2 separate regions of the Homo sapiens genome follow, and region 1 is linked to region 2. A link is an interaction called in ENCODE POLR2A ChIA-PET data of the cell type or tissue named here. Cell type or tissue: GM12878. All regions are shown on one strand. Links, peaks and the distances in the headings refer to the core of each region. The heading gives the core; the rest is flanking DNA.

Evidence for each region. ChIA-PET counts read pairs that join two places held together with the same protein. Peaks named below come from ENCODE experiments on the same cell type or tissue, not always from the same donor. Only the 100,000 strongest peaks of a DNase experiment are listed, where the experiment ranks them.
Region 1: POLR2A ChIA-PET joins it to region 2 with 7 read pairs; 8 of 35 experiments call an interaction of 5 or more read pairs at or near these places.

Annotation. Positions count from the first base shown.
Region 1 is chr1:193,130,472-193,135,697 of GRCh38, reverse strand. CDC73 (cell division cycle 73) reads right to left here. Exons shown (of 17, transcript NM_024529.5): 4 at 245-307; 5 at 109-161. Among named protein-coding and RNA genes, the nearest start is that of MIR1278, 3.4 kb to the left of the region's middle. In GM12878, for the core only: no CTCF peak of the experiment used is centred there; no DNase peak of the experiment used is centred there.
Region 2 is chr1:193,081,007-193,086,519 of GRCh38, reverse strand. It overlaps RO60 (Ro60, Y RNA binding protein), which reads right to left. Exons shown (of 9, transcript NM_001173524.2): 6 at 5,040-5,156; 7 at 4,221-4,334; 8 at 3,812-3,958; 9 at 1-1,941. The coding sequence ends at 1,789. Among named protein-coding and RNA genes, the nearest start is that of GLRX2, 22 kb to the left of the region's middle. In GM12878, for the core only: no CTCF peak of the experiment used is centred there; a DNase peak (open chromatin) is centred at 2,939; H3K27ac peaks cover 511 bases.

The sequences.
Region 1 (5,226 bases), core at 1-5,000, 49 kb before region 2:
CCAGAAAAAAAGCTCCTCAGGTTACTGCAATCAAAGAATCCTTGTTACTAAAGAATCCCAATTTCAATAACAATATAAATAAAATTGTTTAAAATACAGTTTCTTTACCTCAATTCGTGGTTTCTTTGCTTCTGCTAAAACTTCATCTGCAGCTCGTTTGACTATAAAAGAAAGAGAAGTAAATAAATGTGTAGTTTTGGAATGGGCTTCTGAAAGTTCAATATAAATATGCAACAAGACATACCTTGAGTAGATCGCTGAAGACCTATTTCTAAGGGAGCGCTTCTGTCTATACTTGCCGATGTTGCTGAAGACATAAAAAGATTCACGTAAGGATTACTATTTCAACATATATATTGGATATTATTACAAGTGAAATGCTTTAGGTTTTTTATATACTTCTATATGGTGATTTTCTCTAGGTAAAAAATTCAGTTTTAAAGCAGCTCTGCAAAAACATGTTATTTAAAAGATTAATCTATACTAGAAAGTCTCTAAGAGGACAAACTATTTTTAACAATTTAGCTTACAAATTACTGAGATGATCTGACTGAAATTAGTTGCTTCAAAGTATATGCTCCAATGTCATAACACAGACACCTAAAAAGGTGTAAGTAAACACATAAATATATATATACACACACACATACACACACATATATATGGACAAGATTTTTTTTAAGTTAGCATTCACCCTAAACATGCAATTTTTAGTTATTCACAACTGGTAAAAAACTAAATTATTTTTAAAATTAAATTACTTAATTTTTGAATGGCTCAACAAAAAGGGGTATACCTGTCCCCATTCACCTAGTTCCCACCACCCTATGCAGCCAACTAGTCTCTTATATATCCTTCTAGAGTTTCTTTCTGTAGATATGAGAAATACAAAATTATTTTTACCCTTTTTAATACAAAAGGTGACATACTAAACATACTGTTCTGAACCCTGTTTTCTTTTTTACCTAACAACTTATCTCCCATAACCCTCCATATCAGTAAGTAGAGCATTTCCTTTACTTTTTTTTTGAGACGGAGTCTCGCTCTGTCACCCAGGCTGGAGTGCAGTGGCGATCCTGGCTTACTGCAAGCTCCACCTCCTGGGTTCACGCCATTTTCCTGCCTCAGCCTCCCGAGTAGCTGGGACTACAGGCACATGCCACCACGCCCGGCTAATTTTTTTGTATTTTTAGTAGAGACGGGGTTTCACCATGTTAGCCAGAATGGTCTCGATCTCCTGACCTCGTGATCCGCCCGCCTCGGCCTCCCAAAGTGCTGGGATTACAGGTGTGAGCCACTGTGCCCGGCCCTCTTTAACCATTTTTTTATAGCTACTGAGTACTCTACTGTATGGCCTAACTACAATTTATTTAACTAGGTCCCTGTTGATGAGCTGTTCAATTTTAGTCTTCTGTTGTTACGAACAATGGCACAATAATATATTAATATAAAGTCACAAGTTTTCATAAATATATAAATGTACATATAGATATTATATATAATGGCAAGTTTTTTTAAAGTTAGCATTCACCCTACACATGTAATTTTTAGTTATTCACAACTGGTAAAAAAGCTAAACGAAATATACCTCTAGGATAAAGTTCCAGACACAGGATTTCTATGTTAAATTTGTAATGTTAGACTGCTGCCAATTCTTCAATGGGGGTGTAGGGGTGCACTGATTAACATTATAACCAACAATATAGTAGAATATCTGTTTTCTCATTGCTTCACCAGAGCATATTATCAAACTTACAGATTTTTTTCTATCAGGTTAAAAAAAAAAAAATCCTATCTCCGTATAGTTTAAATTTGCAATTCTCTTATTATAAATGATATTAAGCATTTTTCATGATTTTATCACCTTTTCTGTGAATTTTATGACATAATCCATAGAGTGTTTGGTCTTTTATGCATAAAGTTCCAGGACCCTTCGTATATTAGTGAGATTAGCCCTTTATCTGTGATGAGTTGAAATATTAACATATTTTCCCAGTTTGTCATGTCTTTTGTTTTTTATAATACAGAACTTTACTACTTTTATCAGCTTGTAACTGAATAATCCCACCTTCCTCCCATTGACTTGACATGTCTCTTTAATCATATGTTAAATTCACATATAGATTTCTAACCTAACAGATAAAGTTTTTTTATTAGTGTATCTAGTCATTTAGTTGTTTCAAATTATCAGGGTTTTAAGTTCTCCAGAATGACTAGCCTTTTCTCAATGCTCTTCTACAAATTTTTAGGATGCTTACTTTTGCCAATGAACTTTAGAATCACCTTGTCTAGTTCTATTCCTACCTCAAGAAAAACTAGAGATTCTTATTGAGACCATGTTAAATGTATAAATTAAGAACCAACATCTTTAGCTATTATGTCTTCCTAAGAATACGGTCTTAATATTTGCTCAACCTTTTCATTAAACTATTAAATTAACAGTTTTTAAAAAGTGGCAAAGCAATACGCTTAGTGACTAACTCTGTCCTATAAAAACTGCCAGGCGCGGTGGCTCACACCTGTAATCCCAGCACTTTGGGAGGCCGAGGCAGGCAGATCACAAGGTCAGGAGATAGATACCATCCTGGCTAACACAGTGAAACCCGGTCTCTACTAAAAATACAAAAAGTTAGCCAGGCGTGGTGGCAGGCGCCTGTAGTCCCAGCTACTCAGGAGGCTGAGGCAGAAGAATGGCATGCACCCGGGAGGCGGAGCTTGCAGTGAGCCAAGATCGCGCCACTGCACTCCAGCCTGGGGCGACAGAGCAAGATTCCTTCTCAAAAAAAAAAAAAAAAAAAAAAATCTACAGGAAATGACATAGATGGATAAAGGGCAACTCTACTTTTGATTCTAAAAAGAAAAATCATTTGCTCTAAAGTGCTTCCCCAAAACTAGCCTATTTATCAGGCTCACCTGCGATGCTTAAGAATAGAGAATCTTAGACCTTATATCACATCTTCTGAAGCCAAAAACAAACAAACAAAAAAAACCACTATTTTCAAACCATATGATTCTCATCACTTAAAAAGTTAGAGAAACACTGCTCCAAAGAATCAAATTTGCTTTGATTAAAAAAAAAAAAAATGGCTGGGCACAGTGGCTCATGCCTGCAATCCCAACACTTTGGGAGGCCAAGGGAGGAGGACTGCTTGAGCCCAAGAGTTCAAGACCAGCCTGAACAATGTAGCGAGACCCCATCTCTGAAAGAAAAAAAAAAGTTTCTTCTATCCTCCCCAACTCCATCCTCTTCACAGAATTGAGACTCCCTCTTTAATACTGCTGGGTTCTAAACTTTTGTGTATCCAGTCTCCCTTGCATGACAGTAAACATGTTTACATGTTTAAGACAGGGATTTGGCATTTTGCACAACACCCAGCATAATGCCTTTTAAGAATAAGCACGTAATAAGTCCTTATTGAATGAGGACAGCATAGGAAGAAAGCATTCCTAATGATGATCTTTCCATTATACACAAGATTCTCTGTGGAAATCAATCTTACTGCTTAAAGCCATGCATGACAAGACAGCTGTTAATGACTTAAAGGTACTACACGTCACACTCAGCAAAGTAAGACCCAATAGTTGTATTATATCAATGTACTTGTACTCTGTAAGAGAGTAAATTAATAATTACTCATTTATTCAGTTAAGAACCTACCATGCACCACTATTGTAAATGCTGGGTATTTAACAAGACAAACAACTGTCTGTCCCCTTAGGATTTACCTTCTAATGGGAAAGACAGACACTATGTACATAAACAGATATATAATTTCAGGTCAATGTATGAGATCTGGTGAAAAATAAATCAGGATGGCACTATATAAAAACCACAGAAGGAGGAAAGGAATACTATATTTTCGATAAGAGTGGTCAGAGAAGTCTTCTCTGATGGAACAACATTTGGAAAAACACTTGAGCACAGATCTAAATGAAATAGTAAGCAAGTGAGCCATGTGATAATGTAGAGAAAGACAACTCAAGATAGAAAGAGAAAGTGCAAAGGTGCTAAGATTAGCATAGCTAAAAGACCAAAAAGACTGACTGTTATGAGCAAAGGAAGAATGGTAGAAGATGGAGTCACAGAGATTTAGGCAGAGGCAAGATGACTGCCAGGGTAACAAGTATGAGTTTTATTCTAAGAGTGATGGGAAGCCACAGGTGAGTGACACAATCAAGTTTATATACTTTTTCAAAAGCAGGACACTCTATTGCTAAGACTACACTATAGGAAATAAAGAGTGGGGACCTGTGAGGAAGCTATACAATAATCTAAAAAGCAAGGATGAAATAGGGCAGGTAGAATGGTAAGAAGTTGTCATACTTTTAAAAAGAGAAAAAAACAACTTGTTGATAGAATGGATGTGAGATGTGACAAAGATGTCACCAAAGTTCTGGCCTAAGCAACTGCAGGAAGAGCGTCTCACTACCCCTTACTAAAGTGGGAACACTGAGAAAACAACAGACTTGTTTTTGTTCTGTGTGAGGGCAGAAGGGAAAGAGGGAATCAGGCATTCCATTTTCAGTGTTAAATTTCAGATGCCTATTCAACATTCAAGGAAACATGTTGACAGTAAATTTATAAATCTGGTGCCCTGAAAGAAATCAATGCTGAAAAAAACACTTGAAATTTCATCAGCATATATATGATATCTGAGCCATAAAACTGAAAGAGATCACCTAGAGAATACAGGTTAAAAGAAAAGATAAAAAAAAAGATCAAGTCTTGGAAACTTCAAGAATTAGAGGTCAGGTACAGAAGTAACCAAAATAAACTGAGAGGTGAACAACGAGTAGAAAGAGAACCAAGAGGCTGGTGTTCCAAATGCCAAATGAAGAAAGGCTTTCAAAAATGAGTGGTCAACAGTATCAAATGCTGTTGAGAGGTCAAGTATGGTACAAGAGACCAAAGGATGTAGCAATCCTTAAATCAGTTTTGACCTTACAAGGAGTGATTTTAGTGGGATGGTAAGGATGAAGGCCAGACTAGAGTGGCTTCAAGAAAGAAACAAAGGTAAAAAAGAAGCAATGATACCACACGAACTCTTGCAGAATATTTTACAGTATCAGGGAGGAGATAAATGAAGCAGTAGACAGTAGGAATGTGGGATCAAAAACATTTTTTAAACATGAAATCTTACTGTAGGTATTCTAAAAGGGAATGATCCAGAAGAAAGTAGAAAACTGATGATGTCAGAGAAACAACAATTTACGAAGACAAAGTCT
Region 2 (5,513 bases), core at 250-5,249:
ATCTGAACGTAATATTTTAATGTGTCAAAAGTAGCTAATATATTCAGTTCAATGCTTGACAGGGTTAAAAACGTGAACAACATCAGAAGCAATGCATGTCTGGAGTGGGGGTGAGGGTGCTATGAGCTTTGCTGAACAAAAATATCTCAGGTAAATCACACTTAAAAACTGATACCAGTTGCCTTGAAGGAATGGGTACATATCAAAACCAGCATTAATATGTCAAATAAATTTGAAAGGAATATTTTCTTATTCCCAGAGCCCAAATTTCACATAAAACAGAAGAAAATATGTACAGAAATCCTCAGACTACTAAAGTCCCCCTTTCCCAAAAAACATAAACCCTCTAACCCCCAAGCACCTAAAAGGCTATAATTTACATTAACTACAGTTTGACTTTTCACATAACAGCGAGAAGGACCTTACAAATCCTCAGTAAATCTTCAATTAATATTTAGAGAACAACAGATACGCAAACAGGTTTTATGTGTAAGCTACCTTAGACGGCCATAATAAAATTATGAGCAAAGATAATGGCATTTCAACAGATTGCTTTAATGTTAAACCTCACAATGAAGGATACTTGCTCAATAAAATAATGCACTTTAGTGTAATGAAAAGTTTAATACATACAAATAATACTGAAAAAAATTCCTAGTGACTGGCTAGCTGGTAATATGCTACTCAAAAATTGCCTTTCAAACCTAAAGGACCTAGATTGCTTTATTATTTGTTTACACTATCAAAGAAGAATATTTTGCCACAAAATGAATAATGGACAAAGAGGCCATTGACATGTATACTTTTAAAAATATTAACTAAAAAAATAGTTAAAAGTAAAAAATTTTATTTTAAAAGTAAGGAAAAAGCTAAACTGGTTATAGTTGAGATTTTAATTGTTATACTTTGTGAATGAGGGGGAGTTAAGCGCTTGAAACATTTTATATTATTTACACTTAAGAGTATGAAAAACAGTGTGAGACTACATCTGGCTATGTTATTATAATTCAGAGGAAATCATTATCAAGTCACACCCCTTGTAGCAATAAAATATAACAAAGCAAAAAAAAAAAAGCAAACCAAATAGAATCCCTCAGCCAACACAAACTTAGTCTATTCTTAGGGGTTGCCATGATGTTTCTGATTAATGGTAACATATTCCACAAGTGCAAATAAAACATCAGAAATAAAATATCTTTTTCACTGAATAAGAAAGCTGTTATTTGTGTGATCTTAGTAAAACTCTGAAAGGAATTTGTAAAACTCATTCATAATTTAATCAAATGCCTTAGTTTTTTTTTTTACCCCCTTGGTATAAAAGTTTACAGATGAGTTTCATATTTCATCACAGTTATATGGTCTAGTGCATTTCAGAGTATTTGGACATTATCAAAGCTGTCCTTTCCCAATGAAAACATTTAAGAAAACGTTAAGCACTTCTCAAGTAACATGATGTGGAATTACACTTTTTGCTCTTACCTCTTTTAGGTACACACGTATTATTCAACAAAGCAAAACTATTTTACAGTGTCTGTTAACAAAAAGTTCTCTATTAGATAGAGGAAACTACAGTATCCTGAAGCTATTTCCCCAAGAGCTAGTTTAGTAGATAGACCTTTGGGCCCATCTTATTTTTCCTTCTTTTTTTTTTTTCAGTAAGGTAACTTTCCATTATGCACATACTATACCATCATCATTCATTGGGTGGAGATTAGCTGGGAAGTAGCTGTATATTTTTAGTGAGATCACTGATGGCAATGGATCTCTGGATCGTGCTGCTGCTTATGGTTAAATCATATCTAATGTGAAATTTCGAATTACATCCAGAGCTCCAGTATCAAAGCCGCACATATCCAACATGCCTCTATCATCTGGGTCTGCAATGGTGAAACCATTTGATGTCATTCCACAAACAATCAATTTAGCTGGAATATCCATTTTCTGTAGAAAAAGACCAAAATACATATTAAAAACATAAATGTAAGGAAATGCAAAATACCTCCAAAATTAAAACACTTTAACATTTCTCTACCAGAGCTTTTTAAATACAAAGTCATTTTTTTGCGGGGGTCAATCTTTTAAGGCTAGAATATGGGAGTTTTAGAAGAAGGGACAATAAAATTGTATAAGAATCTGCCTGAAATTTCTACTTCTCTCTTCAATTACTTTACTTGTTCTATGGGCTGCAGTGTACATTATTGAGCAGCCTAGGCACTTTGTACTTATGAAACCTGTCAGGTTATTAAGGGTGCCAGATATTTTTATCAACATATCAAATGCTGGGGCAGTGTGTATGAGTATATATAAGGACATATCTCTGGGATGATCAACTTTTGGCTGATGACTTTGATATGTGCGATATACACATGTTCCACGTAAGAACTTGTCCTCTACAGCTAAATGTAAGATTAAAATAATTGAATTTTTGAGAAAAACCAACAATCACTGAATGTATACACATGAGAAACTACAATGCACTGTTTAAATAATACATCTACCGTAACTGTTAAAACAACTCTAAGAGGTAAGTAACTTACTATGATGTAGATCAGTTAAATAATTTGCTCAGGTCCACACAGAGTAAGAGAAAGACTCGGGACTCACAACCAAACAGTCTTTACTCTACATTCTATCCTGGTTGGGCAGTGCCTCATGGCTGTAATCTCAGTGCTTTGGGAGGCCAGAATTTCAAGTTACAGTAAGCTATGATAGCACCATTGCACTCCAGTGATGGAGACCCCATTTCTTAAAAAAACAAAACAAAACAAAACAAAACTATTCCCTTACCTGCAGCTTTCAAACTTAAGCCTGCATCAGAAATCCTCTGGAGGGCTTGTTAAAACACAGTCCCAACGTCAGAGTTTCTGATTCAGCAGGTCTCTGACGGGCCTCAGGAATTTGCATTTCTAATACGGTCGCAGGTGAGGCTAAGACTGCTGGTAGGGAAACCACACTTTGAGAACCACTACTCTTCATCAACAAGTTCTATTTCTACTTCTAGTCACACTAGCCATATTTTAAGTGCTCAAAAGTCCCATGTGATTAGTGGCAACCCACATTGGAGAGTGAAGATTTATGTCATTTCAGAAAGCTCAACTGGAGGATACTGATTAGAACACAGATATGTCCATAAAACATAGAGCATAGATTATAGCTTTAATTTTATGTAATCCTTTTGCAAAACTCACTAATACTTTCAATTTTTCAAGGAGCACACTGAATTATTAAAAAAAACTTACAGCTAAGGTAAAACAAATATTCTGATTATTACCAAAAATACTGTTTGCAAAGGATATTCTTAGTAATGTTTAGCAATGGAAACTGGTTAAAATAAATTTTATGTGTGTAATCAATACTTTTTCTTATTTTAAGTACTGCTGAGTCTATAACGGACACTGGCTCCTATATAAGATACAGAACTACTTGTAGTAACATTTTTTGAAACACATAAGTGAATAAGAATCAAGAATGGCCAGGTGTGGTGGCTGTAATCCCAGCACGTTGGGAAGCCAAGGCTGGAGAATCGCTTGAGCCTAGGAGTTTGAGACCAGCCTGGGCAACATGGTGAAACCCCATTCCTACAAAAAATTAGGTGGGCATGGTGGCACGCTCCTGTAGTTCCAGCTACTTGGGAGGCTGTGGTGGGAGAATCACTTAAGCCTGGGAGGTTGAGGTTGCAGTGAGCTATGACTGAGCCACTGCACTCCAGCCAGGGCAACAGAATGAGGTCCTGTCTCCAAAAAAAAAAAAAAAAAATCAAGTATTAAAATAATATTATTTGGGTGAGGAACCGTATTAGAATTTGTTTTACCTTTCGATACTCCCTCAGAGCAATAGCAGGATGGACACCTCCAGCAAAGGTCTCATTATCAGTGAATACAATGAAGACATCAGCAGGTGTGTTTGTCTTCTGAGCCCAGATCATTGGAAGAGAGCAATCAGTTCCACCTGCTGGGATCTAATTCGGAACAAAAGCATGAATAAATAAGTAAATAAATCCTTAAAAATACTAGTTTTTACAGTATCATTTTGTTTAGCACCAATATATACAGCCTTCCCAAAGCCTGCATATATATTTTCGGTTTTGTACTTGTCATGCAAAAATTAAGACAAAAAAAATTTTGTTCTCACAGATTAATACCATACATGACATCAATATAAAATCATTCTACACGTTATGTAAACTTAACTAAGTAAACTTAAAAAACACAGTTTCTTACCTGACTCATAGCCATTAAAACCTGTTGTAAGGTCATATCTGTAGTCACTGGACATGGTACCATTTCATCGGAAAAAGCAACTACATAAGAATCTTTTTCTGTTCGTGTGACAACCTGAAAAATTCAATGGCAGTAATTTTCAGCAAATTTGGGGGGAAATACAATATTTTGAATTTTATCCAACTTCATGTTTAAAAGAAACACTGATGTTTATTTCTTAACTTTTTATTAGTGTGTTTTAGAACTATACATTAACAGTAGTACAGCTTTCAAAGTACTTTCACAAAAAAACTGGCTATCATGACTATCCTTTGAAGCAAATACAGTAAATATTCTTCTCATTTCATTAGATAAGAAATAAAGCCCCAGTAAAGAAGCTAAAAAGTTTGCCTACTATTCATCTGTTTGTTATTCACTGACAGGATAGAACTAAAGTCTCTAGACACTCCTATTAGTTCCCAGATCTTTTAAGCTTCAAATCGTTAAATAATTTAAGCATTATTTTTAAAATAAATTTTTAAAAAATTTGTCTTTTTTTCATTTTATCTAAGCATTATCTACTTCCTAAAAAATCCATTAATATTTAATCTTTTGTTGTAAAAATTAAAATTTCTACTCTGCTTGTTCTTTAGACATACTTTTTCAACACACTTAACACTCTGGCTTTACACAATTATCTTTAAATATAAAATTAAAAATGTGACAAGCTGAAATGACAGAAAAAAGTGAAAACATAATTCTTAATCATTATTAATCTTATAGTTTTGCTCTACAGTAAACATGTTTTTAGAATGGCAAAATTGTCTTAGGTGTTCTCACCATGCACATTGCTGCAGCAACTGTACTAGCGTTGAGTATACTACCCAAAACTCTTTGGTTCATAGAAGCACTGACATCAACAGCTAGTAAGAAACGTTTTCCAGTTGGTTCAACTGTCTACAGAGAAAACAAAACAATCATTAAAAGCATAACAGAAATTATAAGTAGACTAAATTTCTAAATCATATTTACTTATCTTACATTAAAAAGACTGATAAAAGGCCTTCAGATTTTTGATATACCAATTGACAACTATTTAAAAATGCTCATCTGGCATAGCAGCTATGACTGAAAATTAAAAAAAAATAATAAAAATACTTAGCTTTTACAGGTAAAACAAAGGAAATAACCTATTCAATAATTTTAGTTAAATAAGTTACCATCCTATTTTTAAAATCTTTCCTCATTGAAGTAAAATGAGAATTTTTAGTAGGAAATTTTTATTGTGGTAAAATATAACATAAATTTGACCTT